2 separate regions of the Homo sapiens genome follow, and region 1 is linked to region 2. Evidence: read pairs that join two places in POLR2A ChIA-PET (ENCODE). Cell type or tissue: Caco-2. All regions are shown on one strand. Each heading gives the region's core, and the rest is flanking DNA. Links, peaks and the distances in the headings are about the cores only.

Region 1 (15,232 bases), core at 5,014-10,013, 180 kb before region 2:
CAGGGCACTTTGGTATCCATCATCTGGCTTTCTGTTTTCTGAAAGCATTGCTTTCCCTGGCCAGCAGGCTCTGAGTTTTTTCTCATTGTCTGCATGCCTTGCGGCATAGTTAATGCTGATGGTCTTTCAATGAGAAAAGTAACCTCCAGTGTGATGTCTAGCTGAGTACGTACTTTCTTTTAGCATTTGGACATTGTCATTAGGCAGCCCCTGCCCCTCCCACTGCCCTGCCTTCCAACACCTTTTCCCTATGCCTCTCATTATGGCATCAGATAGAGAGGCCCAGAAGAACTCAGATGACTAGCTTCAAGATTCAATTCTATTCAGCAAGGGCACAGGCTTCACCATCAATACATAAAACTCAGTTGTATTTCTAGAAACTTGCAATAGACAATCCAAAAATCAAATTTAAAAAATAATTGCATTTATACTAGTATAAAAATGAATAAAATATTTTGGAATAAATTTCACAAAAGAAGTGCAAAACTTATAATGTAAAAGGAGAATTTAGAATGCTAATGCTACACATAGTCTTAACTCACCTCTTGCCCTGAATGCCTTCTTAAAATAAGAAACCTCATTTTTTTAATGATGGAATTCAGATGTCTTAATTAATCATGCTTCTCCTGTCAGTAAATTGGAAGTTGATAGACAAATACTGTCAAAACTACTTCTATATTGTTGGTGACAGTGGATGGAGCAGGAGATAATTTACTCAGGAAGTTCTTAGCTTTTGCAATTAATAAAAATTACTAGGTTATTTGGAGATGACATAAAGTTAGTTACACCAAAACAATTGTCATTAGTTTTAATGACTACCCTTGGCTTAATCCTTACCTGCAAATCACTCTGATACTGGTCAGACCCCACTCAGATCCCTTATTGGCCAGTGTGCACAGCCTTCAGCTGCCAGGGAAGTCAGCTGTCTCAGCTTCGAGCTACCCCCATTTTGGAAAATTGTCATTGGATCATGGAAGCATCTTAGGAGATTACAGCCCATCCACCCACCCCCAATAAACAGTGACTGGCTCAGGGTACAAAGGCCAGCCCCTCGCAAGGTGAGACTGTGGTGCAGTTTGTTCCAAAGCTCCCCCAGGGATCAGGGTAAAGCCAGACTGCAGCTCGAACCTGCTCCTGTTCAGCTCCTTCCTGTCCCTCTTCCTTCCCTCGCTGCCCTTCTTTGGAGAACCCTGCCCCAACATCACTTGAAGATGGATCCCCATTTGACAAAAACATAAAGGACCTGGGGAAATTGGACCTCTCCTTCATCTGGCCTGAGCTGGTGTGATTTTTCAGGCCCTCCAGCTACCTGTCAGCCCATCTCCTCTGAAGGCCATGTTTACTTGTATAAGCCACTCAGATTTTATGTCTACTCACCTTGAGATCACAGGGAAATGCCAGCATAAATCACCCCAAGTGGATTATTGGCAAGCTCAATCTATCAGTCAAGAAATATTCTAAGTGCCAGTGCACCAGGTACAGGGAAATACCAGGCTGGGCTGTGGCACTTGCTTAGGCATCCTATTTATATGTGAGGGCATGCCTGAACACCTGCAGCTAAGTACATGTCAATCCACCACACAACATATGCACACAGGCACACACAGACGCCCTAATATACATGTACATGCACACGCATGTACACAAGCAAACCCCTGAAGCCAGGGAAAGGGGCATTACTCAATTTTCCCACTTGTCGAGAGCCACCTTGCTTCTGTTCTGTGGCTGGGCAAGGGGCTGCAGAGGGAATCCACCACTGACTTTTGAGATGGTCTTCCCAAGGGGGCCCACAGGTGCAAAGCTTTTTCATTGTGCTCCAAGCCTTGCTGTGCTGTGACTCCCCTATGTGGCACCATGAAGGGTGAGGCGCTCAGATGGGCAGTCAGAGTGGACCACCACCCCAGCACCCTGATGGCCTTGGCCCGTGACCGCAGGACCTCTACTCTGTCATGGGTGTGGAGGCTGAGCGCTGCCTGATTGGACCTCAGCCCACTCCTCCAGGCACATTCCAGGAGCCTGCAGGATTTCCCACCACCGTGGGGCTCAGAGTGTGGAGCAGGATTCTGGGGCTTGCTTTATCTGCCTTTGTGTGACTAAAAGCCTTTGCAACGCTTGCTAATGTGGAACGAGGAGAAAAGGATCTCAATAAATTTGAAGGCGGCCGGGCGTGGTGGCTCACGCCTGTAATCCCAGCACTTTGGGAGGCCGAGGCAGGCGGATCACGAGGTCAGGAGATCGAGACCATCCTGGCTAACATGGTGAAACCCCATCTCTACTAAAAATACACAAAATTAGCCAGGCATCGTGGCGGGTGCCTGTAGTCCCAGCTACTCGGGAGGCTGAGGCAGGAGAATGGCGTGAACCTGGGAGGCGCAGCTTGCAGTGAGCCGAGATCATGCCACTGCACTCCAGCCTGGGCCACAGAGCAGGACTCCATCTCAAAAATAAATAAATAAATAAATAAATAAATATAAAAATAAAATAAAATAAACTTGAAGGCAAGAAGGGATGGTGTTTATTTCCCTATGGTTTTTACTTAATCAATGTCAACACAGGTGCTAAGGCTCAAAATCAATGTTCATCTGTTTATGCACATGTAGATATAGATATCAACACATATACAAAGGAAGTATTATATGTGTCTGTCTGTCTGTCTACCTGTCTATCATCTATTAGGAGATTTTAATAGTTAAGAGAGAATATATATTTTCAGATAGACTCCTGTTCAAATCCAAACTCCAGCACTTACTAGTGTTGGAGTGTTTCCTGCTGGTGGTGGACAAATTGTTTTGCCTCCCCATCCTCAGTTTCCCCATGTGTAAAACTGGCCCTTGGTTCATGGGGCTATTGAAACCATTAGAGGAAGCATGTGTATTTGTCTTGTTTCCATGGTGCCTGGCACATGGTGGGTCCTTTAGAGTGGAAGTTATTCCCAAGGTTACTCCTTTCCTCCATGCACACAGACACACCCATTACATGTGGATGCAGGTTATTTTGATGCTGTCAGATGCTCATGGATACCTAGTCACCTTCATACACATCGGCTCTCGGGTGTTCGCACATGCAGTGGCCAGCACTTGTGTATCCCGGTCAGAGGCCATCCTCAGGCTGCTGGAGAGCAGTTCTAAGGTGCGACTTGCAAGCTCCCTGCTGTTGGAGCTGCTGCTTCCCTGCAGGGATTTTCCCCTGCTTATCCTCCTTCCCTCTGCAGTCCCACTTGCTTTTGTCCTGCTGACTTTTCCTGGCAACGCCATCTAGCCAAACACATTTCCAGAAATCCTCCTGAAGCTCTGCTTCTGAGGGACCTTCTGGGGCAGAGAGGGGAGAATATCTTTCTCAAAATGACCGCTGGCTCTGTGGCCAAAGTACTGGCCTGAACCAAAGGCACTTGTCCTTTTTAGGTATTTCCCCAAACTGGCAGTGATTTGGAAATCCTTTCCTTTCTCTAGGTACACAACTTTCCCCAAGAGAATTAGGTTAATACTCAAAACAAAATTCCCTACTATTTTGAAAATAAATAGAGGAATCTAGGAGGAGTATCTAGGAGGAAAAGTAATTTCAAGCAAAATTATTCTATGTCCACATTCAGACCTGAAATCATTATCACTATTTATGTTATTTGTTGTTGTTGTTGTTGAGATGGAATCCTGCTCTGTTGCCCAGGCTGGAGTGCTCACTGCAACCTCCATTTTCCGGGTTCAAGTGATTCTCCTGCCTCAGCCTTCTGAGTAGCTGGTACTACCGGCGTACACCACCATGCCTGGTTAATTTTTGCATTTTTAGTAGAGAGGGGTTTTCACCATGTTGGCCAGGCTGGTTTTGAACTCCTGAACTCAAGTGATCTGCCTGCCTCAGCCTCCCAAAGTGCTGGGATTATAGGCGTATCATTATTTTTAAAAACTAATAAAGATCCATGTTGCAGGCAATTCTAAGTAGAACATTCTACCATAAGTGTGTGAACCTAGATGTTTGCCCTTCTCCAGGACTCATTCAGGGTGGAAGGATGACAGAACTGCTGGCTTACACTGCAGATGAGCTCATGCGGCTCCCATTCCAACCCCATTCTAGCACCTTCCAGTGCCATGGAGGCTCAAAATATGAACACCTCACTTCTCAGCATTCCCTGACACTAAGTCTCCCTGTGTGACCTGCTACAGCCTACAGCAACAGAAGGTGGAGGCCCTGTACACTGGGATGGGGTAGCTGTGCTGGAGCTTCAGTTGTCCAGGCCCTAACATCATGTGTGCTGAGTGGCAGGAGATGGCATTTCTGCTGAGGTTGTTCGGAGGTTTCCTTGCATCTCTGGCTGCTCTGTTCACAGCTGAGTTGCATCCGCACCTAAATACATGACTTTCCAGAGGTCTTTGAGCATCCCAATACCTTTTACTGAATCCCTTTCCACTCAGATTTACTAGAGGGTACACTGCTGTCTGCAACTAAGAATCTGACTGAGAAGGTGTCTGGTGTTCATCCATGAGTGTCTAGGCAAATAAATGCATGCACACTTGCTGAGCAACCACAGCATGCATCACCATTTACCCCAAAATAGATTCATGTGGCTGTTTATGAGCACTTGACCTGATGACTTTGCATCTATTATCTTATTTGATCTTCACAACAGTTCTCCATGACAGGGGGACAAACTGAACCTGAAAGAGTCTCAGTGACTTACCCACAGCTCAGCAGTAGGATTTGAAGGAAATCTCTCAGGTTTCAAAGTCCATGCTATTTCCCATCCCACACTGCCTTGTTACAAGCACTATACCACATACATACCTATACAAGAGCAAATATGTAACAGCAAAGCAAAAGAAGACTTATTTCATGCCCTTTTTTAAAGATGTGAAAACTGGGCCTTAGAAAGGCCAAGTGACTTTCCCAGGGTGAAATAAATGTCTGAGGCCTAAGAAACCAACCAAGGAAGACCCCGAACCCAGGTCCTCTGACTTTCGCTCTGGGGCAGGTATTTCTACCCACACCAAACTGCCTGGACAGAGGCTCCCTTGGTGGAGAGAACATGCAAGCTTACAAACCAGGGAGCTGAGACAAACCTACACAATGCAGAGGCAGGACAATCCATGGACTTCAAGATGGACCCTTGAGCAAAAAAAGAATCCAAGTCCCTCCTTACATAGCTGCATATGACAGAGAGAAATTTCTGTAGTTTTCGTTAAAAAATCATCATCACCATGCCCAATGACTTCAATAAACTTCTTGAGTATAAACAAGCAGAACATTTTTCTCAGCACTGTAGATTCTTTACCATTGACCCCGAGCTACAGTCTAAATTCTTTAAGGTTGACGGTGACTTTGATTGCTACTTGGGAATGATTTTGGAATTCTAGTTAGGGTGGTAAGGATTTTGGGGTCAGAGCTGGCCCAGTTCCCATTGCCCTCCAGAACCCAGCACTGTTGCAGACTGTTTTTCTCACTCCGTATGTCCTTTTCTTTATGTTAAAATATTTGCCTTTGGTGTGTAGGATCAATGCAGTGCTGATACTCATTTGACCTCATGAGCCTCGTTGTAGGGGAGAAACTGCATGCTGGAGGGCGCATTTCAACATGCCCAGAGGAGTTTGGAGGGGTGCTCCTGGGCCTGAATTTTACCTTCGAATTAAGTGCAGGGGTTTGGGGCAAAGTGGGCTTCTCTGTGATAATGACAGTGGTGTTGCTCATATTAAGGGAGAAATGCTTTATTTTTGTAAGCCCTATTTAGAATGTTCAATTTGAGGTAGTAGTGCTATAGATCCCATGACACAGCAACACTGTCTGAGGCCCTTTAGCAAACAGACTTCTCTTAAGCTGAGTCGGCCAAGGACTCCAGATGGCTGTGAGAGCCTGGCCTCAGAGACACATGAAGCGGCTCTCAAAGCCTCCCAGAATCTGTTTCCCTCAACTCCCTGGCCCCACCCACAGTGCTGCCCAGCAATCGATGTTGCCGTTGCTTGAACTCCTTCCCTTCCCTTAGACAGGCCAGCAATGTCTTGCCTCTGAGCCTTCTCACATGTTGCATCTTCTCTTGGAACCTACTCCCTTTCCTTCTACTCCTCCTGTTAATCTGCGTTAGGTTGGGTTATGCCTGGGCACTCCTCCACCCTGTCCTGGTCTTCTCAGTTGTAGCGTTAGTGGTTAATGGTCCACTCATAGTTCTCCAGGGCTTCTGAGTGCCGTTCACAGCAGCCTGATGGCTAATAAATCTGAAGACTTTCTTGTGGCCAGAGCCCATGTACTCCAAACTGGAAGTGCTAGAAAATTAGTAACTGCCCCGCATACACACACACAGCAGATCTCCTCAATAGCTGGCAGGCATGGTGGACAAGTTTCTCAGCTCCGTTGTTCCTTGGTGTGATTACTCTCATGACTTATGGTATCTGGGGCTCCAGGTGCCCTCCCTCAGTGGTCACTGCTGGATAACACACCTGTGCTGGCTGCCTTCCCTTTCCTTTCACCTCCTCATTCACTTACCAGGGTTTCCTTAATCATCTTCTAAACAAACTTAATGCAACAAATTCTTGTTTCAGGGTCTGCTTCTGGAGGAAACCAGGCTAAGACACCCATCATAATACCACATCTACCTGTCTAAACTGAGTGCACCTTGCCGCTAATTCTAAGCTCAAGGTGGGCCTGAATGAGTTGCTGTTGTTCACAGTAGTGCCCCAGTGCCTGATTCATGATTAGTGTTCAACATATTTTTTTTCTAAATGAAAAAGACACAGTACAGCCTGTGGAAGAGCTTAAGCCTCTGGCAGGGAAGACATCACAGGCAAACGAATAACTTGGAGAAAGAAGGGGAGCACTCGAAGCATGTCCATAGGGAGCACAGAAGCGGGGGACTCATGGTGTGCAAGGCACAGAATCAGAGCAAGGGCTCTCCTTTATTTAAATGACTGAATAGGAAAGAAATTTGAGGAGAAAACAAAGTAGAGACTAGCCATGGTGGGTGCATAGATCTGCTGCCAAGACCCCCCTTCAAGTTAGGACTTGCTCCCAGCTGCAGAGTGTGGCCATCGGATGCCACTGGCTCTTCTAAGTTGGCATGAGCTGCTGAGAGCTGCCTGGCCCAGTCAGGCCATTCCTAGTGTGGTTTGTACACCATCCCTGGTGTGCTTTGCACACCATACCCAGGGTGATGGAGCAAGGCAGGGGCATAAGGGCAGACTTTTTTGACCTAATTCTGACAACCCTGATGGGGGACTGTGGATCCAGAGCTCCCTATGGGGTGGCCAGGACTTTGCCAGCCCTGCATTATGACCAGGTTCTTCCTTGGCCAAATTCTGCTTCCTCCCTCTACCCTTCGCAGATATTGATCCCTAGTCAGAGCTGCCAGATTTAGCAAATAAAAATACAGAGTGCCCAGTTAAATTTAAATGTCAGATACACAATAAATCATTTCTGGTATTCATTATATTCCAGCTATTGTATGGGGCATCTCAAGATGGCCTTTGAGGGCAGAAAGTGGGAGAAGTTCATTTCATGACTCCTTCCTTCCACCTTTCTCTCACTGTTCTAGTTCCTTTCCACGGGTATTAACTGTCTCACTCCTCCAAGTTATGCTACCTGGTTCCTTCAGGAAGCCACTGGGAAGTCAAACACTGCATCACGTGGTGCAGTCTGAGCCCCTGGGCTCCATCTGAGTCCCGGGGTTGGAGTAGAACTGCAGGGTATCTGAGTGGATTGAGCTTGGGTGACAGGGGAACTGTAATTCTTCATGGTGCATGCAACAGAATCTATACAAAAACCCAGTCCAGGGGAGCCCAAGAGAGCAGTCAGCTTTAGGAGATAAGACAATAGCAGGTGTGGTTGGTTGGGGTAAAGGAGTGGTCTCCACTGAGCAAGTGGTCAAGGACTAGGATGGAAGGTGTAGCTGAGGCCCTTGAGTCCTAAAACTCACCTCCACACAATCAGTTTATTGAGCAGGATAATGAGGTCAGCTCTGACCAACCAGGGGGCTCTAGGAGCTATCCCATGGGCCTAGAGTATCCCATAGTGCATTGGGAAGCTGTTTTGTGGGTTACCCATTAGGAATGCAGGTGTAGCAATGATGATGTGGGCTATGGTCAAGAAGAGAAAGGCAATGCAATAGGAAGTACAGCATCCATAGAGCTTGAAAGGCCCTGACATGCAAGATGCGTGAGATTCAGTCAATAGAACCAAGAAGGAATGCTCAGCAGACACCTCAACCCCCAAAAAAGGAGAGGGGACAAGGTGGTGAAGCTCAGGTCTGGAGGTGCAGGCGGGCAACCAGCTGAAGGCTCAGGAAGGTCGAGGAGCCAGATGAGAAGGAAAAATTCTCATGGTGCCTGGCATGGAGATAATCAGTGACCTACATCAGCATAATACATTCAAAGAATAGATTTGGTATATTCTAACTAAGGCTTTCTGTCAATAACTAAAAACAAGCAACATGAGCTACAATTGAAGCCACAGCTACTGAAGTTCAAGGAATCTCTCCCCTCTCTCTCGTTTTATACTTTAACCAGTTTAATAAAGAAGCAACAAAAGATCTTGAGACAAAAAATCTCTCAGCCTTACAGCAAAGCAAAGAATGCAGCAATGTTCTTTGGATTTAGTGTCTCTGACAGTATTGGGGGATTTAAAGACAGCCTTCATTTTTCAGAAATGAAACCAAGAAAAATAAAGGGAGAGAAGCTCCTGGGGTCTTTGAATAGCCCTAGGAAATGTTATCTAAAACCACCCCGGTCTTTAGGGCTTTCTCTGTAAACAAATTCATCTATTCCCGAAACTTTTTTATCATCCTCATAGGCATCGGAAAGACGAAGACTTGCCAGGATTGAGACAAAATCCTTTACTCTTTCACACATTTGTGTAAGCATTTCCAAAAATAGAAAAGGGTTTTCCACTTGCTTCAAGAGGTGGAGGGCTGGAGGAGACAAGTGGAGTTGAGGGACGCTCAGGGCGAGACAGGCTATGGTGGCACCTGACTTCAGAAGGGGCACTCTCAGCAGCCTCCCGGGCCGCATCACAGCTCCTGGTGGGGTCTTGGATTCCAGAATCAAATGACATTTCTGGTTATCATGTCTATTTTTTATTTTTTTGAGACGTAGTCTTGCTCTGTCCCCCAGGCTGGAGTGCAGTGGCACAATCTCGGCTCACTGCAAACTCCGCCTCCCGGGTTCATACCATTCTCCTGCCTCAGCCTGAGACTGTAGTCTCAGTAACTGGGACTACAGGTGCCCACCACCACGCCCGGCTAACTTTTTGTATTTTTAGTAGAAACAGGGTTTCACCGTGTTAGCCAGGATGGTCTGGATCTCCTGACCTCCTGATCCACCTGCCTCGGCCTCCCAAAGTGCTGGGATTACAGGCGTGAGCCACAGTGCCCAGCCTGTTATCATGTCTTCTATGTACATCCTACTCAAGATCCCAGGATGGTGTCAAATTCTTTGTATTTTAGCCTCTGAGTATCAGATTCAAAATCTTTACAGAAGCAATGACTTATGAATCACAAAATATAGTCAAATTAAATCTTTCACTTCAGTTGACTTCTAAGTGTATGAAGCAAGGGTCCAGACTGACCCAAACTCTGTTCACATTGGGATTCAGGAATTTATAAGCATTTCTAGTGCACTGGGGCACTGCCAAGAGCTATTCATGTGAGACCCCAGTAAAGCCCTGGGCAGGACATCCTGGAAAGACAAATTTGCTTCAGGGTGATTCTAATTGCCCTTCTCTTGGCTCCTTTCCCGCACATCTCACATGACTTACTTCTGAGTCCTAGGAGGAGGTGGGGGGCGCGCAAATATCAAAGGAGCACTGGAGAGAGCAAAGCCTGGGCAGCACAGCCATTGGTGATGTCGGCGAAGAACCTGTGATGCAGGCAAACCACCCTGGTGACACTGGAGCCTGGCTTTGCTGACACTAGCAGCTCTGAATGGCATCATCCAATGTGATAGGCATGGTTGCACTGGGAGGTATTCACAGCACAGGTGATACCACCACCACTTGCTGGAGTTTGTGTAGATGTTACATGGCAGCCACTTCAGGTGGGAACCTAACAGGAAAAAATGGCAGACTCAAAGTGGGTTACTGAAGAGAGTTTAATATACATACTACTGAGAAATGTGGGAACAGAAGGTTGAAAAAGCACAAGACATTCTAAACCCAGACCAGTGTACCCTGGGTGCAATAATAATGGGGATCCATCACTCTCTCCACTCTCCCCAGGCATCAAGAAGCAGAGGAGTTGACCTGGCTGAGTGTATATATTGCATTCTGAATTAGTTGTCTAATTTGGAGTAACAAACAAACCTAAAGCTTAGCATATTAAAACAAAAAACAATTATTATCTCACACAATTTCTGAGGGTCAGAAATTTGAGAGTTGTTTAGTAGGGTCATGCTGGCACATAGTCTCTCAGTAAGATCCAGTGAAGATATTGGCTGGGGCTACTGTCATCTGAAGGCTTGACTGGGGCTGCAGGATTGGCTTCCAAGATGGCACATTCCCATTCCCATGGCTGCTGGCTTGAGGCCTTGGTTCTTTGTTGGCTTTTGGGCTGAGAGTCCATTTCTGTGCCATGGGGACCTCTCCACAGGGATGCTTGAGGGTCTTCACAATATGGCAGCTGGCATCCCCCAGCCTGAATGATCAAAGAGAAAGACAGAACAGGGCAGAAAACAAAACGTCTTTTATGACCTAGCATTAGAAGTGACACCTCTATGCATACTTCAATTTATTTTTTACAAATGAGTCATTAAGTTTACCCCACACTTAAGAAAAGTGAAAATGTATTCTACCCTTCGAAGGAAAGAGTATTAAATAATTCATAGATACACATTAAAATCATCACAGTCCAAAGTCTTTGTCAACTATGTAGGTAGATTTAAAATTTGAAATTATTCACCGATACAGATTTTAAAATACCAACACAAAGTCTGCAATCAGGACAAGAGCTGAATCTTTCCTTTTACTGGGATTATGAAAGGTTCCAGTTGAGTGTTCGTGGCCTTCTGATTGTAACAGCTGAATCCCAGGTAGCTTTTCCTAAGGATTATTACACTGTGTGGATTCCAGAAAGGTTCCAGCTGATGTACATGGTGGTCAGTTCTTGCTTCTGAGGGAAAATAAGAATGAGAACATGATTTATACCTGGTAAATAAGATGGACAGGGGTGGAACTCACATTCAGATTCTCTGACTTCTAGTGGATGTGGTTTTTCTCATAGATTTGATAACTCAACCTGCACCTAAAAGGCCAGGATAGACCCCACATCTCACCTTACCTACTCATTAATAGATCTAACCTATTCATGTACGAAAAACGCTTAGGGTCAAGATTTCTGACTGGAAGTCAGAGAATTGACTGTGAGTCCCACCTTGTCCCTGCCTGTGAATTGACCAGGTTTAAATTATGTCCTCATCCTTATTTTCCTCACTGGTCAAATGAAAATAATATATATATTCACCTTCAGAATCACAGAACATGAGAACAAGATGACATATTATCAATATCAGTATTATTGTTCCTAAAGTTGTCAAAGTTCAAGAAACTTCATGAAAAAAGGTGGCAATTATCATTAACTTCATCACCCAAAGGCCACCAGAGTTTTTCAAAATTTTTCCTATCTGAAAAAAAAAATAAAAGAAGAAGCTGATGAACAAGTATCAGATACCATTTTAGGACTGTAGGCTGGTGTTAAGGCCAGTGAATTGTAGATACTAGAGTCGTGGGGGTAAGGCTTGGGAAATATTTTCTTTTTATAACTCCTGATATTACTCAGTGAGATAAAATAATGACAGGTTCATTTACTAATCATTGCTTGATAAGCAGTATTGCACAATTTGTGAAAGGATAAAAACAATTACAAACAAATCTAAGCAACCAAGGCAGACTACAGGTGCCTGAGGAAGGTTTACTTTGACACAGCTTCCATTACAGATGAGTAGAGATGTCATCCAAACCCAGTCTGTTCCAATCAGCACTCCACCACTGGCATGACTTCAGGCTCTTTGGCACCTGTGAGATATAAGTGGGTCTTCCAGCATTCACTCCTATAAACACTTTCATAAAAGTTTTATTTGTATCTAATAAAGTGCAATGTAATACCCAGAATAAGTAACCCATGGCATTCAGCCAGGGAATGAATTCCTGCCTCAAATAAAGGAAAAGCACAGAGCAAGTTATACTTACGACATTCCTGTCTCTGTGCAGAATCTCACATGTCTTTCCTGGGAGGAGAAGGTGATGAACCTGTAGCTGGGAAGTTCTTGGAATGTCAAGCAGTGGCAGCTCTGATGCCCATGCAGAGAAACACTCATATCATCTGAGAATTGTGAGCATCTCTCCAGTCTGCTAGTTTAGCAATGTTGCAAAATCAGTTTCTGGAGAACATAATAAATTACCATTTGTTCTGTTTAAATATACACAAAAGGCAGTGTTAGTATGTAAAACTAAGTTTTTATGGACAAACAGGCATGTTATCAAGATTTATTTGATCTCTAACGTGGGGGAATCATCTGAAATCTTAGTCACCTGCAAATGCAAGTCTAGACTTGCTAGGTTTGTGATATGGTCTTGCACTTCTTTTAACATCAAAATCTAAGTTACCACTTGAAATTGAGTTTGTCAGTGAGTTTTAAGAGTTATGGCACTGGAAATGTATTCTTTTCATTATTTAAAAATATACTTTATTATTAACTATTGTTACCATGCTGTGCAATAGACTCCAAAATCATATTTTCCTTCTAATGGAAACTTTGCACCCTTTGATCAATATCTCCTCATTCCTTCCCCCAACCTCTGGTAGCCACCATTCTACTCTCTATTGCTTTGAGTTCGACATTTTTAGATTCTGCATGTAAGTGAGATCACGTAGACTTTGTCTTTCTGTGCCTGGCTTATTTCACTTAGCACAATGTCCTCCAGCTTCATCTACATTGTCACAAATGACTGAATTTCCCTCTTTTTAAAGGCCAAATAATATTTCAGAAAAAGCAATAGTACTAACAATCTTCCTGTTTTGGGGATGGCATAATGTGCAAAGAGTCAAGGGTTGTAGACTCTTTCATTTTTCCTGCCACTCGCTGAGCAATTTGGGGCAAGTCATTCCACTGTATCTTCTATCTATTCAGTCAGAAACATTTATTGAGCACACACTGTGTGCCAGACAGGTTTCTCAGCATCAAAAATACAGCAGTGAAGAAGGCCAACAGTAATGGAAAAAGTGTGTGTGTGTGTGTGTGTGTGTGTGTGTGTGTGTGAGAGAGAGAGAGAGAGAATGAGGGGATGAAAAAGACTATCCAGAAACTTTAGATGGAGCAAAATGGCCATGCTTGGGCAGCCACTCTGAACAGATTTCCTCTTGGGTGACTTTACATTTAATCTAAGATCTGAGCAACAAGAAGAAGCCTACTCTGCAAAGATCAAGTTCAATGGCATTCCTTGGTGAGGAAATAACTAGTGCTAAGCCTAGAAACAAGCACGGGCTTGTGGTGGTGTAGGCTGCTGAAGCTGCAACTTGGAGACAAGATCAGAAGGGAGGACAAGGGTGAGACCAAGTAGAGTAAGTGAACCCAGATAAGTGCTTGGACTGCATTCTAAGCAATGGGACATGGTTGTTGGAAAGTCTGAAGTAGGAAAGCAATGTGATCCATGCTTTTAAAAAATCTCCTTGTGTCTCTGTGGGATTAAAACATACAGAGCAATGACTGAATCAGTATATGCCTTAGGAGACTACAGACTCTTCCAGTGTTCTAGAAGCTTGGACTAAGGTAGTGAGAATTCACAGAAGTGAAGGATTCAGGATATCTATATATGTAAGGAAAGGAAGACTTACTGGTGTGAAAGAAGAAGAGAATTCAGAGAGGTTGCATAGACTTTTGGCTTTAGCAAAAAATGAATCAATTTTGGATATTGTTTGCAGAAATGAAATGATAAATATTCTAGGTAGATTGGGGGAATACACCTGGAGTTCTGTTTGGGCCATTACAGACATGTTCCCTATAGACATCCATGAAGATTTGGGTTTATGGGTTTAGGTGAGAGGAGCGGGTGGAAATTTTGGAGTCTTTTCATGTAGAGGATTTGAAGTCTGAGGCCTAAATATTGTCACTCAGAGAGTTTGCAGATAAAGAAGGAAAGGGTGCCCAGGAAAGAGCACTTCAGCATTTGGAGGATGAGTAGAGGAGAGTATAAGGAAAAAGTACTCAAGGAGGTAGGGGATCTACCAAGGAAAGAAAGTATTACAGGAAGAGGGCAGTAGTTGCTGAGTGGTTGCTCAACTGTTGCTAAGATTATGTGGAATAATAGAAAGTGGCTGTTGAATTTAGAAACACAAAGATCTTGGTGTCTATGAAGAGTCTTTTTTTTTTTTTTCGAGATGGAATCTGGCTCTGTTGCCCATGCTGTAGTGCAGTGGTGCGATCTTGGCTCACCACAACCTCTGCCTCCCGGGTTCAACCAATTCTCCTGCCTCAGCCTCCTGAGTAGCTGGGATTACAGGCAAGTGCCACTGCTTTGTCCGACTAATTTTTTTTTTATTTTATTTGTATTTTTTTAGTAGAGACATGGTTTCACCATGTTGATCAGGCTGGTCTTGAACTCCTGGCCTTAGGTGGTCCAACTGCCTCAGCCTCCCAAAGTGCCAGGATTACAGGTGTGAGCCACTGCACCCGGCCTCCATGTAGAGTCTTAATGGAGTGATGGAGTGAGCTGACAAGAGAATGAGAGGTGAGTATGAACAGATGGAACCCTTGAGAAGCTATAACATAGGGAGTGAAGAACCAGCGCTGGCTCGGGAGAAATATGAGACCAGGAAAAATCTTTTCTGCATGGAAGATACTAGAATATGTTTACCTGCTGATGGGAATGGTCTAGTAAAGAAAAGAGGGCATTGTTTCAGGAGAAAGGGAACAACTAAAGGAGGGAGGTCCTGAGGCTATGAGAATAGATGTGGTTCAGGCCATGTCAGAAGGGGCTGGCTTCCATGAAACTATCCCAGGAGCGGAAGAAGAAAAAAAGGCTTGGCCCAGATGCCAGCCGATATATGGGTGGTACCTTGAGGCTATTACCAACTGAGGAGTTGCTTTCAGTTTCTCAGTACAGTATGAGGCTGAGTTATTAGCCAGCAGTTGCCCTATACTTAAAATGAGAGGGCTGAGACATTATTTTTTTAACAAACTTTATTTTTAGAGAAGTTTAAGATTCACTGAAAAATGAATAGACAAGTACAGAGTTCCTATACACCCCTCACTCCCACATCTGCGCAGTCTCT
Region 2 (15,232 bases), core at 5,000-9,999:
GGCTAGGACTTTTTGCCTCAGGTTTCTAAGCTCAGGCTCCTTTTTTCAAGATTAGATCTTTGGGCTTCTTGACCATCCTAACCTGGAGTGTTCCAGCTACGCCCCAGACCTGGAGACTGTCTTTGAGTGCTACCTTGCTGGGGTCTCTGCCACCCCATCCCCCACCCCGCCGCCTTCCCCAACAAGCCTGGCCTTCCCACGCGCTTGAGGGGGGTTTGGCATCGCCTCCGCCTCCCACCCGCCACTGCCCCCCTCCCGCCACCAAATCCCTTTCTTAACATGCCACATTGTCCCGAAGAACACAAGGAAGAGAAATTGGGGAGGGGGGGATCCGGAGGCCACAGCCAGCAATCAGGCCGTCTCTCCTCCTAGCAAGGACACACACGTCGTGAGCCCGGCCTGAAATGTGTTTCATTATCACATAAAAGGCTCCCGTGGCGAAGGAGCCGAGAGGCAGGGCCGGGGGCCGAGTGGGGGACAATGGAGGCTGAAAGCGCTGCCCTAACCTGCTATGTTTCGTATGGCACGCCCATTGTGCGAGGGTCGTTTTAAACTACTTAGCGCGCCCCCCTTCACTGATCCCGGCCGATAAGATATAGTTCTGTCCGAATACATAAAAAGGATGTCGGGGAGCAGGCGCTTTCGGAGGCTTTTCTGTGCTTCTTGTGTCTTTCACGCCCCCCTCCCGCTTAAATCCCTCCCCTAGCCCGGGTTCCGAGATAACGAGCTCACAAATCGCCACTGCGCGCTTTCCCCAACTCTACTCATTGTGGGGTGCAGAGACTCTCCCCCCTCCTTTTTTTCCTTTTTTCCCCACGCTTTCCGCGCGCCGGTTTAAGCAACCATGATCTGTGAATAAACAAAGTCTGTAAACAACCGAAAAAAACATTCTAGATCCGAATTCCAGGAGGGTAAACTTTCCATGCCACGTCACACTTCAGCAAATTTGCACAGATATTATATTGCCTCCCCCCTCCTTTATTATTCTTTTTTTTTTTTTTTTGCCAGGATCCCATTGTACTTAACTGAATTTTATAACGCTGATCGATATCTTGGTAAAATATTCATTTTTAAACTAGCGGGCAGTGAAATCTTTGCTTTGTGTGCTAAAGTCAACAGTCGCTTGGTTTGAGCTCAAATAAATGCGGGGATGCCTCGGCTCGGAGCAGTCGGCCTCCTCCCTCCGCGAGCTGGACGCTCCGCAGCCCGCCCGCCAGCCGGCCCGCCGGCCGCCGCAGGTAGGGAGCGCGCCCACCCGGGGACCGCGCCCGGCTCCCCTCCTCAGCGTCCGCACCCCACTCCTGTCCGCTCACCGCCCCTCCCCCAGCCAGTCCTTCTCCCTTCCAGGGCTCGGACGCCCGGGCGGGCTTGGCTGGTGGTAAGCTCAGCCAACTGAGACTCAAGGCGTTGGGTTTTTTTGCAGGGGGTTCGGAAAGTGCATGACTTGGAAGGATGAGGGGTCGTAGAGTTGCAAACTCAGACCGCTTAGGCTCTGAGCTCAGTTAGAGGAGTTTGGTAGGGCCCCGAGGAAGCCACACAGGCCCCTCGAGCGGCTCGGGTCTGGGGATTCGATCTGAGAGCAGCATGTTTCCAGAGAACAGTGGAGGGTGGGGTGTGGGGAACCCCCTTGGCCCCAGAATCTAGTGTGGGGGTCAGCAGAAAATGATGTGCGTGGTGCATGGGAGTTTGAAGAGGCTGAGGCCGGAGCATGGTGACGCCCTCCCCTTGGCGCGCAGGGGTTCGAGTCCAGTCTCAACTCTTTCTCGGACACAGGCAGGCCGAGGAGACGATGGGGATCGTCATCAAGCAGCAGCAGGGGAGGGGCCGCGCCTTTCTAAGAGGCGAGTGAACCTTAGCTCTGGCTGCAGGAAGCGGCTGGTGGCCTTTTGCGCACAGCCGTGCTTGGCGGCAGGCAGGTTGGGGAGCCTCTGGGGTTACGAGCTGGGTCCAGGAGAGAAAGTCAGAAAGCAGACGCAGGGCCATTTATCATCGCATTCTCCCTGCAACCCAGTCGCCGATTTCCCCCCTTCCACGGGCAGGAGCACGCTCGCGCGTGCCGGGCTTGCCCTCGGGAATTCCGGAGGACGCGAGTTTGTAGGACCCAACAGAACCAGCCGCGTCTTTCCGCCGCCTGCGGAAAGGCGTGGACCTCGGAAAAATAGTAGTTCTGCTGCTGCCCCTTGAAACCTCATAAAGTTGTATTTCCCCAGGTGTCTACCAGCGCCCCCCCCCAATCCCTGCCCCCACGCCAGATCCACATTCTCTCTGGGGTCTTTTCTTTAAACGCCTGGGTAGCAGGCACTGTGAGAGGCCCGTGCCTGGCTGGGTTACTTTGGGTCTTTGGTCTGATGCGACAGGGAACTGGCACATGGAAATTGCCCACCACCCCCGACCGGAAAGCTTTTCCCATCTGCGCCGCAGTCACCAGACTTCGAACCCAAGTGGGCAGAAATCTGTTTCGTTGTTCAGCAGGGTCAGTGTTATGTAGTCACCTTCCTGTGTGGGGACCCTTGGTGGCCCCTCCTCTCCTTCCCTGGTGCCTTGGGCTGTGCGCCCGTGTCCACCGCACCCGAAGCCTGCTGGGGAGCGCGCCCGCCGCCCTCCGAGCCCCGGCTCGCCTCGGGTGGCTGGTTATCTTCGCTGAACATGATGGGACGCCTGCAGGACACACGGCAAGGCTAATCGTTTTTAAATAATTAATGCCTCCCGTTCCGCTGGTAATGCGCGGCGTCGAATCCTTCAATTACTTGTCATTAGACGGGTGTCGCCCCACGGCCTTCCCTCGGGCCTTTGATGGCCCCGGGTCCCCTCGCCCAGGCCACTCCGCAACCTAATTCAAAGGTGCCGTGCCTTTGAGAGCCGGGTACGGAGTAGCCATGACCCTTAATTCAGTGCGAGTTTTGAAAGAAAGACCCTCGCTGAAGAGATGTAATCTTCCAAATGGCCAATTTAAACGCCCAATCTTTATCGCCCGCCTTCTCCCCAGCTTCATAAAGAGAAGCCGCTCCTCAATGCTTTGGGGGCCTTTTAATGTGGGAGGGGGGCGGGAAGAAGCAAGAGATAAGGCTCAATATGGCATAGAAGGAGGCGTTAGCCCTAGGAGGTACCTGAAGTTACCTGGGGGCAACGCGTTTTCTTCGGGGCAGTGCATGCTTCTACACATCCGGGGGTCTGGAGGTGGCCCTGGCTTGGAGGGAGGGGTGGCCGAGATGAGATCTGGAATGTGCAGACACCAGTTATGTTTCAAAAGAGCAGCAAGGCCTTTTCTGACTATGCACCTTCACCCCGCAAGAGAGCGCAGGAAAGGAAACATTTTCCTCCCAAACACCATGAACCTGGAGTTGCAAGCAGCCCGTTCTGGCTTATGTCCGCAAAGTCGTAGGCATCAAGTCCTGCCATACAGAATAGACCACCTCCACCCCCACGCACACCCTAGTGCCATTAGCTCCAGTTTGCTGTCCCTGCTGTAGCAAAAGAACAAGATTTCAGACCTGAAATCCTACTGGGTGGGGGACAGCATGGACACCAGCCCTGGAGGCAGCACCATGGCAACCAGGCCAGCCAGGGGTTGTCGAGTAAAATGTAAAACTTTGAAACATACAAACAGAAAAAAATAATCAATCCCCAAAATTTGCGACTTGACTTAATTACACTTCTTGCTCTTTCCTTCCCAGTCAAATGTTCTTTTTACAGTAAATAAAGACTCAAGGGTCTAGGGATCTTATCTTTATCTTTCCCCTTCTGAGCAAAAACAATGCACTGTATCTTCAACCTTCCTTAAATGCGAAGACATCTCCACTCTAGGCTTTATAGTTAACTTTAGATCAGAAATTTACTGTAGCCGCTATCCCCAGCTTTCCTCTGAGAAGAGGTAAAAGGAGATGGGGGATGGAGAGACAAGATAGTGAGAATCTATTTTAACAATGGATGGAAAAAGGATGAAGGCCTGTGACCCACACCCTACCCCCGCCAGGGTCCTGGGCTGTTCTTTAGGTCTTCAGCTCCACACACGTGGCCTTTCTAGAGCAAATCACCCTGATTGGGATTTTTTGAAAAATTCTTTTTTGATGAGAGGCACCGGATGTGGGCAGGATGTTACAGGCACCCCCAGAGACAAGCAAACAAAAATAGCGTTGAATGGATGAATGTCCTCAGCGGAGCTCAGCAGGGTCCCCAGCTCCCAGCAGGCCTCTTCTCCCTTTAACAAAACTCCCAGGGAGTTCCCTACCCTGGAGCACTCCAGGGGGTGCCTCGGAAGCCTAAATCCTGGGCCATCTTCCCCATTCTGTTCACAGCCTTCCTGCCCACTCTCTTATCCCTTTTCTCCTTTCTTCTCTAAAACAATCATGTGTGTCCCCAGTTGCCCCCTCCCGCTATTGTATTTGTTGATGACCTAACACGCTCACACCAAAAGCCACACACAGAAAACCAACAACGTGGGATGGGAGGAGAGACCAATTATGACTGAGGCTAACAAGCAGGGAACACCCAAGTTGAGGCCGGCTGTCTCCTGGGAGACTGATGGAGGCTTATTTTACAAGCTGTAATTCCGTGGCAGTCCCTCTTGCTAGACTGGAGGTGATGCCTATTCTCCCCTCCCCCTCAGTCCCTGCACCCTTGGGGCCTAGTCCAGATCATTTGTATCCTCTGCAGAAGAAGCTGCCACCTTGTGCTAAAGTACCACTCATGAAAAGGTAGAGAGGACAGGGAGTTTTTACAAGCATACCTTCACACCAGTGTGCTTATTTTTTACGTTAGTTGCTGTTTGTCAGAGCTCTGAGCTCACTGCCAACATTCACATGGACTGGTCAGATGTCATTGTCACCACTCCCCCCGCCCCCCGCAGGTTCACATTAAAAAGCATTGACTTACTTGTCCTCAATCTCTCTCTAAAGAAGGGGTGATATTTCACTGTTAGATAACACAACTGATAGCTGGGAGTGCTAAAAGAAGCAACAAATTAAGTTACATTCATTCATGCAAAGCTAGAGGTCTCACTTCCCACCAGGGCAAGTGCCTGGGGTTTAACCCTCTCTTGTTAATCAGAGGCAGCAATATTCCCAGCAGTGTCAGGAGATGATGCTGGCAATACTATACTTTCTTGACTTAAACATCATTAAATTTATTGAGAGAGAATATTTCAGCCTCACAAACATATGTGTAAGGGAAAAATACTGGCGTGTAATGCAGCATTATAACTTTGTGACGAGAATTGTTTACTGTTTTTTAGTTCTACTTGCTTATGTGGTTCAATCTCTGCTTCTTTAAATGGTTGGGTCCTAGTTTATTTTTTAATCAGTAAATCAGCTTTCCCATTGTTTCAATGATTTGAAAATAATAAGACACAGGTCCAAAAATAAGCAGGGATGTTTTTGAACTAGGGTTGGTAATGATCTGAGCAAATAAAAATAGGATTGCATGCATGTGAATTTTGACTTGGTATTTAATGAAAAATATAATCTCAATTTATTATTCCTTCTATTTTTATAAAGCAGAAGTAATTATATATTGAATTTTGTTGGGAAATTGTTGCTTACTGAAAGGAAAGCATATATATAATTCCTAACTTGAATTCATGAATGTTAAAAGTGCTTTATTTGAAAACATAAAACAATCTTTGGAAGTATTTGGAGGAGAGGGCTTGGAAGGCACTAAGGCCTGAGGTAGATAGCTGGATAATCGAAAAGGACAGATGATGATTAGATGACGTTTTCAGTGAAGGAATAGGGTGAGGTTCCAGGGCAGGAGCTGGGTTATAGAGAGCTTCATATGGAAATCAGAAGCATCTTTAGCAAAAAAGTCAAGATATCAACATGTGCACCCTTCAGTATAAAATATAAAGCTCTGATCAAGCTTTTTGCCTGCTTTACCTCCACAAACCCATTTTAAGTTTCAAATAAAGGAGATCAATTTCACTATATATTTTTCATTTGTTCTGTGATTCTGAGCTACATTAATTGGGGCAGTTCACACACAGAAAGAAGTTGTAACTTCAACAAATCTATCCCCTGCTAGTTGAGAAAATCCTCTCTAGAAAAGAGAGACTTTTCCTTCAGAAAAGTTAGTCAATTTATAGGCAGAAACTTTGTTTTACCATTTTAGTGTTTTCAGTGGCCTTCATGCTCCCATCCACGTCCTGCCCTCTCTTATTTTGAATGGAAACTCTAGTCAATCCAATCACAATTGAGTGGGGTTCTCCTAGGTGCCAGGAACCATGCAAGGTATCTTCCTGAACAGGATCTCTTTTAAGCTTCCCCACTTCCTGCTGGTGGAAATCATAATTTACAGGTAATGGTCTTGGGGCTGAGAGAAGTTAGGTAACTTGCTCCAATTTCACAGCGCAGCTTTGAGCTGGAGTCTTTCAACTCATATTCCCTCAACTTATTCTGGCTTCCCAGGACTCTGGGGCACAGACAATTCCTATTTCAATGAATTAGGAGGCCGGCCTTCACCAGAACTCCAGAATCTGGAAAATGAGTAGGGACATCTGAAGTGTTAGGGGGAGGCTGGAAAGAAACTGGAAGATCTCAGAAGAGCCAGGCTTTGGTACCCCCTGGAAGGATGGCACAAACCCCGTGGACTGTCCTAGAAGAGACGAGGATGGGTGATGTCTGGGATCAGGCTGGATTCTCATGCTGTCTTCTGGGGTAACAGTCAGAATTCTTATGTGGCCATGGTCCCTCGAAGTTGGGCAGAAGTTCATTCAGTCCTGGACCACGCTTTTCTCCCCACTGATGCTTCCAGGGCCAGCTAGCCAGTGCTGGAAAGTAGGAGGCAGCAAGCAGGCTCTTACATTGTGATTAGAAGGAGAAAATGCCAGACAAGAGAGAAAATGTCAGGGGCAGAGACTAAGGGCTGACATATAAGTTTAAAACAACCCACATAGCCAAATCATTTCTGAGCTACAGCCTGTCTGCCTTATTCCCTACCGAGGGATTCTGGGAGCAAGGGCTAGGAATGTCCTAAGAGGCTCTTGCCTCTGACCTCCCCCTGACCTGCACCTGGTGGCCTGACAACCCAGGTGACAGCATAGCTGGAATGCATACACCGCCCACAGCTGGTCCCCAGCACGCCCTGGCCCCAGCCCCCGCGGCAAGCCTCCCCCTCCCACCCCTCACATATATGCCAATGCAGATCTCCATAAACACCTGCCTCTGGGGTTTGCCCCTGAATAGGATGCTGGCCTAGGCACATCAACCTGCAGCCCTCAGGGAGGGAGGATGCTGCCCAGGACCCAGTAGGCCCATCGCATACAAGAGCACCACTCCAGCAGAGTGCATCTGAGTGTGCATGTGAACAGTTGCCAAGCTTGTGCCAGGCTCCGGGGACACAGAGTGGAAATGAGCACTAGACCTCCTCAAATCAGGGCTCAGGCTTGGCTTGGAGGTCTCCTTTACTTTTCAATATCCGGGAAGCTAAGTTCCCTGGCCTGTCCATTTTTAGTGGTGTGAGATTCCCTGCAGACTTAGCATCTTCCATTTCGGCATTTCAGAGACAGGCAGACAATTGGATTCTAAGGCCAGCTCCTCACGTGTTGGCATGTGTATGGCCAACTCTTGGAAGTGAACAGAGTTCTAGATAAAATTGTATTCTCACTCCAAACTGGACAACTGAGTGTTAGACTAAGGTTGGGACACAAGAATGACACAATTACCCACAATCAGATTGTGTGCTGAGCCTTGTAAAGATGGCCAGAGGGGAGGAGAATACCAATTTTGGGGGCTGTTTATGGGGGCGAGACAGTGGGGGAAGCAGTAGCCAATCTGTATTTTGTCCTCTTTCCATTTTAATTACCACCTCCCCCAATCAGCAAAGTTTACCAATTAAAGGCCAATCTCTCTTGATTTCTGTGCTTTAAAGGACATTTCGATTCACCCAGGCAGACAATTAAATCCCCCTCTTGCCTCTCCCTTCCCAGAGCTCAGGAACAAATGCATCCCTATCTCTTCCCAGCATCGAGCAGTGGGAAGGAGTTGATCTCAGGTGCTCACCTGCAGTTATCAGAATGCCAGACTCATTTAGGGAGCTCAACTCTGGAAGCTGAGGCGATCCTTTCATTGATTGTGGCAAGCGCGGTTTAGATTTTGCCCTTGCTCAGTAAACAACTAAAAGTAACTGCATGATTTCTCCCTTGCATTCCACAATCTCTCTCCTCCTTCCCTGCCTCCTCTCTCTCACACACCACATGACACACACACACACACACACACACACACACACACACACCCCTTCCCTACCTCAGGCTCAGGCCTCTGGGCTCTTGGTCATCATGAAAGAACAGGCAGATCACTATCCCTGTATGACACCCTTAGCTAAGCGCCTCCCCACTCCCAGCTGCTGGACGTTTTGCAGGGGTTGGGGTGGGTTCTGTGACTTCTTCCTAGGACTCATGACTCTCCCAAGGTGCACACCCTCCCAAGTTCCCAAGCCCCCAACCATACCACATCTGGAAGTCCCCACCTGTCTAGAATGCTTTCCAGAGACTTTCCCGACCATTCCTCCCTTGCCTCCCTTCCCCCACCCCAGCCCTTCTCCCTGTTTCCTGCTGCAGCTCAGACCCAGTTCAATGAAGTTGAGGGTGGAGGACAGATTCTGTCTGAGGTGCAGCAGCTCTGCTTCTGGCTGAGGTAGCCATGTCTCAATACAGATCTGTTTTGGGGATGAAAGCAAATTAAAATGGCAAACTCACTCAGTGACGATCAAACTTCTAAGATCCTTAACAAGATCTCCATTTACTCCTCAATTACTAATAGAAAAAGGGAAAGATGTACTCTATTGTCCAACATTTGCATTCTCTGAATAGACTGTGTGTTACAATTAGCCCCCTTCATTAGCTCCATCTCTAAGAATGGGTTTGCTGTGAAGCAATTGTGAGGAGCGCGCGTACTCTGCCATCTATTTGTGTAAAATAAAGTAGGCATAATGGCCAGTCTTCCAAAACAATAGAAAACCTTAGTACAAATCCTAACAATTATAATTTAAAATTTAATAATTCTTTTTTTAAAAGCCAAATGGTGAAGAACAGTTTTCTTGCAGACATTGGACAGTCGGCCTGCCACGAGTGTGTTTTTTAAAAAAATTAAGCGACTTTCTCTTTCAAAGTCTGTTGTCTTTCAAATGGAATTTTTTCTTGTTTGCCTAAATGCCTTTCACGTGATAAAAGATATTTTTCAAATTAGATCACCTCAATTTAAAATACAGTTACCTATTATCAGCCAGCCTGGAGCATAAAGCATTTTAAGAAGTCTCACAGATCTATTTTATTTTTTAGGATTTAGAATTTTCACGGATTCTTTTCATTTTTAAGGATTTTTAAAATAAAACAAACATTGTAGTTTGTAAATTCTTAAGATTTGAGATAGAAATATTGCTCACAGTATTGAATATTCCACATTAGTCAATAGCAAGCAGATAAATATATATTTCTAAATGAAGGGTAGCTCTGGAAATTAGACAGCCATTTTATTACATAAGGTATTCTTGGACAAACCAAAAAAGTGTGTCCTCACTTTTTCCAGCACAGTTTCGTAAATGGAGTATAAAATGTATTTGGAGTTTTAATAAATTTATTAGGTGCCAAACATTTCTTTGCACAATGTCTGTCTAGTTTGTGTCCTGAGGGCAAAACAATGTGTGATATGCTTGCATTACAGTTTTGTGGTAGCTGCTCACAGGCAGGTCACACCATCCTACTTTCATTGTCATTGGCAGTGCTATTTTGTTGAATATCAGTTTTGATATGACTAACGCTTATTTCTCAATTTCACCTTGCATTTTCTTCTAATTTTTATGTTTGATAAAATAGCTCAATAGTGGTAATTAAACCTCTCCTTATAAAGGTATAGCTATATATTTCTCAATGCTTGTCTTTCTAGCAATGAAATCCACATTAAAAACATTTCTGGGAGAAGATAATTTCTTTGTTATTTTTGGATTGTTTAAAACTATTAATACAATATAGAAAAATAATGCCGGGTAAAAATAGGATTGATTCTATATCAAATAGGAATTTGTTTCCTTTACTGCCTTCCTTTTTGCAATGTCTGTGCAGGTCTTCCCACACCTTGGCTAGTTCAGTAGATATATTCAGTTTAGATATATTTTAGTTCGTCACCTCTGAAGCTCAGACAAATTTCCAGGCCAAGTTTTGAAAAATAATTTAGGAGAAACTTGCAGATATTTTGAGGACGCGGCGTGTAACCTCCCATGGCACCGAGACAAGCGACATTCTGTTTGGTGCAAGTGGCGAAAAACACGACCTAACCGTGTTTACATGTGTATTCAGCCATGAAATTGAGTATTATCAACGTTGAAAAAATGCAAATCAAATTAAAACAAGAGAAAATTGTCTTTGGAATTACAGCGGCCTGGAGCCCCCAAGTGTTTGCTTAAATTGAATCATTTAGAAAAGAAAAAACATCTAAACTGCCCCTTCACTATTCTCTTCCGCCCCCACCCCAGGCACGAACCTTGTCCTTTAATTCTACCATGAAATGTATCAAAGTTGAGGCACAAATAACTCTACCTAGGACAAATCACGTTGCAATATATATATATGTGCATATAAAAATTAAATGCCTCCCTCTATCTAGGTGTTCACAGAGTCGGACCTGCTTCCGAAATAAAGCAGCACTCCCTTTCCTCATTCCTGGGTGAGGCCCTAGCCGCTGGCTGGCGGGCTGGCTCGGGCTCCCCGCGAGTGGCCCGGGGACCTGCAGAGCAGCCTTCCTTGGGCTCAGGCTGCGAGAGCCGGAGCGGGTGCTCGGGCTCCGGGAAGGCGGCGTGTGCCCGGGTACCCGGGGCCAGGCAGCCGGGGCCGATCGGGCGCGCCGAGGTCGTCAGAGCAGCCGGCCGAGCCCCCAGTCCCCGCGGGTCCGTGGGGCTGTCCCGGTTTGGCGAGCTCCGGCTGCCGAGATGCGCCAAACGCGGAACCCGGGTTGGCCCTCCGGGGGGTTCTTCTCGTCCCCTCCCAACGCTCACTTCGCTGACATAGGACTTCCAAGGGTCTTAGTGGAGAAGGCCACGAAAGGAAAATGCCTGCTAAATGTCACTGGGGGTCGGGGGAGAGATCGAAAAGAGCACGAGGCAGAGGGACGGTCATTCTTGCTTTTCCCCCACAAATTCTAGAAAGCGCAGGGAACCGACCCTAGGCAGCCAGTTCACACCGGACCCGACCTATCCCACCCCAGTCGCCATGGGCTCTGTCAGCTGTATTCCTCTCCCGCCCTCCCCATCGCTCTCCCGTCTCCGGTAACACTGGCGAGTCCAGGGTTTCTCCTGCAGGTGCCAAGGTCGGCCCCGTCCGGATGAGCCCGCTGGGCACCGCGCAGAGGAGGGCCGGGCGAACAGGCAGACGGCCTTGGGTCAAGACTGGGAGCGCGACCCCGCTGCGGTGGGAGCGGGACCCAGGCAGCCACGCCCACCAGTCTTAATGGGGGACAACAGAGGGGGCTAGAATGGGGGGCGGGATGCTGGTGACACCAGTGGTGGCTAGGATGTGCTGGCACGGCCCTGGAGACACTTTTATCTCATTTAGTGACCTCAGGATTTTCGTTTCGCTCCCCCAGCCTGCACTTTCTCCTCTTCGAACACTCGTCCACCCTGCTCCAGCCCGAGCTGCACCTTCTCCGACCCGGTATCTCAAAAGGAGCTCGAACTCCTTTTCCTCTGGGGAGGAGAAAGAATGGGTGGCCTCCGCGTCACTCTGTTTCCCTTCCTCCTCCTCAGTCCTGATAGAATCGAAGGGCTGCCCTTGTTCCAGAAACATAATAACTGCATTCCAGCTGACTCCGATGGGGGCGGGGGGCGGAGTAGTGGAAGCCCATTTTTATTTGAAACCTGTCCCTATATTTTCCTTCCCAGGAATCCCTGGATAAAGACCAGCTCAACCATCGCTGAGAAAACAGACCTAGGCTTCCCAGGGCGGTTAACCCGCCGGCCTCTGGGCAGAGACTGTAAGTTGGGGTCGTGTTTGGGAGACTCGGGACCCTATTTCCAAGGAGAACTGTGGGGGACATGTTTATGTTTGTTGTTTTCAAAATCAAGCAAAGGAAACAACAGCCAATTAAAATGAAATATTTTTATTCCCCTCGCACGTCGTCAGTGATTTGCCCCCAGGGATTCACAATTTTCCCAAGCCTGTTAACGGGTGACAATGAGTGAGTGCCTCCTGTAATTTAATTTTCCTGTCACACTAAATAGAGCTACATTGTAAACCTTAGATCTACTCTTACTGATAGGATCGCCTTGTTTTGCCATTTGCACCATAAAGACCCCCAAAAGGGACACTGTATTGTGACCTCTACTCTTGAATTATTCAAGAACTTAATGACATTTTCCATTTTAAAAAGGGAACTAATTGCCATTGATGCAAAGCATGTGACCTTCTGCAGGTACCCAGTATGAGAATGTAACCATCTGTATGTGCATAGAAGGCTGAAGAAAGCGGGTGCAAACAGGAAAAACACATGCAATCCTAACGAGCTCAAAATGGACACTGGAATCAAGCGTAGGGTTTAATTTCACCCCAAACCGTGACACATAGCTCCACAAAATTCCCTTCACCAGACCTAAAGTCTGCATAAAACCTCGCATCAATTCAGGCTCGTTTTGGGGGACATGACATGACTTTTTAGCTAGGACTGGAACATTAAAAATTTTGAAAGCCAGTATGCCTTTATAAATGTAAAATCACTTTGATGTCAAGCAAAATATCTAATAATTTGCCTCCCTTCTTTTGTGGCTCTTTAAAATTATTTATTTCCTCAAAAAGGAAAAGAAAACCCCATAAATTGGGATGGAACCGCATCTCAGTATTTGCTGTTTGAATCAGTCTTGAGTTTCTAGGAAAGCCGTTATTGAAATTCTTCACTAACTAGAATTATCTCGCTTCAAATTACTTGGAAATGGATGCTTATCTTTTTTTTTTTTTTCAAAGAAAAGACAAAACAAAATAAAACAACAACAAAAAACTCCCAGTGTGTTTCCTACTCTTCTTTGTCTTGGAGGAAAGCAAAGGGAGAGAAATGGACTTCACCAGTGGTCTTTGGCTTCATCAATTCACAGGTCAGTGTGCAGAGATTCTGGGATGCTGTTCCTGGTTTATCTGAGTCAATCCACAGCAGGTATTAACCACTTTTAAGGTGCAAGTGGCATCAGGATGTTGGTAGCAAAACACTTTCTTGTGCTGGGCTGCAGATGCTTCTTTTGAACTTTGAGTGATGCTTGGGACAAGGAATTGTCATTTCTTCAGGGAACAGACAGCTCCTTTTAGAAGGAAGCTCTCATAAACTACCCCCTCCCCCCGGCTTCATTGAGAACTAAGTATCCTTTCTGTGTTTGACTGTGAATCCACATCTCTGTCTTGTAGAATTTCTGGAAAAGAAAAATAAAGTACATTTGAACAGCTAACTCGACTTTTATAAACACCATGTTATATCAACATGTTTGACACAACTGGTGCTGATGCAGCCGGAAGTTGTACAAAACAGAATGCCTGACACTCCCTCTGTTGAAGTGTATCAAATGCTATTTTAAAGGGAATTGCCATAATACTGTTATTACCCCAGTTATGTAACAGAACAACTGTTTTCATATTTCTCTAAAACGAACCTGTTTCCCTCCCTGGTATCATGTGCTTTTTGAGTTCTGTGACATGGTAGGAAAAACGCAGAAAAGATACATAGTTCTCATTGTTAAATAATGAACACATATTTAATAAATATACTTGAGACATTTTCAAGTCAAGAAAAACAGGGATATGTATGAGAGGAGTGGCCAGCCACCTTCTTGCATGTCCCCTGTGATAAAAGCAATGCTTTATGAGTCAAATGATAATTTAGGTTTAGAGATTTTTCACTTAGTTTTCTGCATTTAAAACATTTTATAACAATTTGAGATAGACTGTAAGACAGAATAAATGATAAACGTCTCTCATAGCATTCTGTAGTGTTATAATCCAGGAATTTTTTCACAGTGACAGTATACTTTCAAAATGAAATTTTAATTCACTGTTCAAGTTGTCATCAAGTCATGTTTCTTTTCATTTTAAAAAACAACTATCTTGATCAGGGAGCACTTGAAGGACACGTTAAGTACTGTGGAGATCTCGGTGTCTTTAGGGTAGAGCAAAGTCCTCTTCTGGCCCCATTCTGAGATCTCATCCTCTTCTGAATGGATATCTGTGTTGGTAATCTGGAACACCATGGGGAGGGATTTTATTGTCACTGAGTTCCAGTGAATGCTTCTAGAAGACTTGCAGGAGATTCTGATTGAGTACTATGTTTCACCCAATTCCTGTTCCCCCTCTTTACCTCCAATATAAAAACAACTTTGGAAAGCATTCCCATTTGGCCTTTGTAAAAGGGTAAATGAAATACCTATCTCATTTTAGTTCACCTGTAAAATGGGTTTCTCATTTCTCGATCAAGCCTGGTGTGAAGGGACGCATTGGACTTTAAGTTGTTTTATACCCTTCATCTATTTTTTTTAAAGATTTGAACTGTTGATGTACAGTTTTTAAAATGCTAGAGCTAGCAAAAGTTGACAACTTTCCATCTGATTGTATTTATTGAAACATGTGCATCTACATATATTTACTGGACTTCTTACTGTACATTTTTCTTCCTCTAGGAAATGGCATCAAGATGGTTCAACTAAGACATGATCACTAAAAACATTATAATAATACCTTTTTGAAAAACTCAGTTTCTCCTGTTTACTAAATATTTATTTCATCAACATGGGCTGCGTTCCACTGTGTCAGGATTCTGCATGTGGGTGGAGCACTGTTCCAGCCTGAGAAGATGGTTCTGAGGCCACTTAGCAAGACATTTTCCAGCATGAGCAGGTTTCTCTGTGGAAATAGTGACACCTGTTCTGGTGTGTTGTCTTTCCTCAGGGAACTTAAGGGGTACAAAGCTCCTGAAAATGTTCTTTATGCTGGTTGAAGCTCTTATGTCGCTGTACTGATTCCCTACGATGCAGATTTGAATCACAGAGTAATTAAAATATGGATCAAATAAGGCTGGGGCTCACCAAGGCTGAAAGCTGTAGCCATTCAAGGCATCATTTCTGTCATGAAAATATAGGACCTTTTCAAAACATGCCTTCAGGAAGGTGTTCTCTTTTCAAACAAAAGTCTAATGACTGCATAACTCTTCTTGACCACATCTTACACTTTCTCTAGACTTGCTTATTTACAGCTACTGGAACAAAAAGATGAAATGAATAA

Evidence for each region. Peaks named below come from ENCODE experiments on the same cell type or tissue, not always from the same donor. Only the 100,000 strongest peaks of a DNase experiment are listed, where the experiment ranks them.
Region 1: POLR2A ChIA-PET joins it to region 2 with 6 read pairs; 2 of 35 experiments call an interaction of 5 or more read pairs at or near these places.

What each region holds. Positions count from the first base shown.
Region 1 is chr20:22,741,800-22,757,031 of GRCh38, reverse strand. It overlaps LOC124904962, which reads right to left and starts at 12,362. Exons shown (of 2, transcript XM_047440637.1): 1 at 12,151-12,362; 2 at 10,041-10,600. The coding sequence starts at 12,278. The coding sequence ends at 10,375. In Caco-2, for the core only: no CTCF peak of the experiment used is centred there; no DNase peak of the experiment used is centred there.
Region 2 is chr20:22,564,516-22,579,747 of GRCh38, reverse strand. LINC00261 (long intergenic non-protein coding RNA 261) reads left to right here and starts at 1,106. Exons shown (of 4, transcript NR_001558.3): 1 at 1,106-1,238; 2 at 11,863-11,954; 3 at 12,943-13,065; 4 at 14,632-15,232. RefSeq lists enhancers at 1-347, 348-1,303, 1,304-2,259, 7,750-8,349, 10,260-11,077 and 1 more. In Caco-2, for the core only: no CTCF peak of the experiment used is centred there; DNase peaks (open chromatin) are centred at 7,017 and 8,215.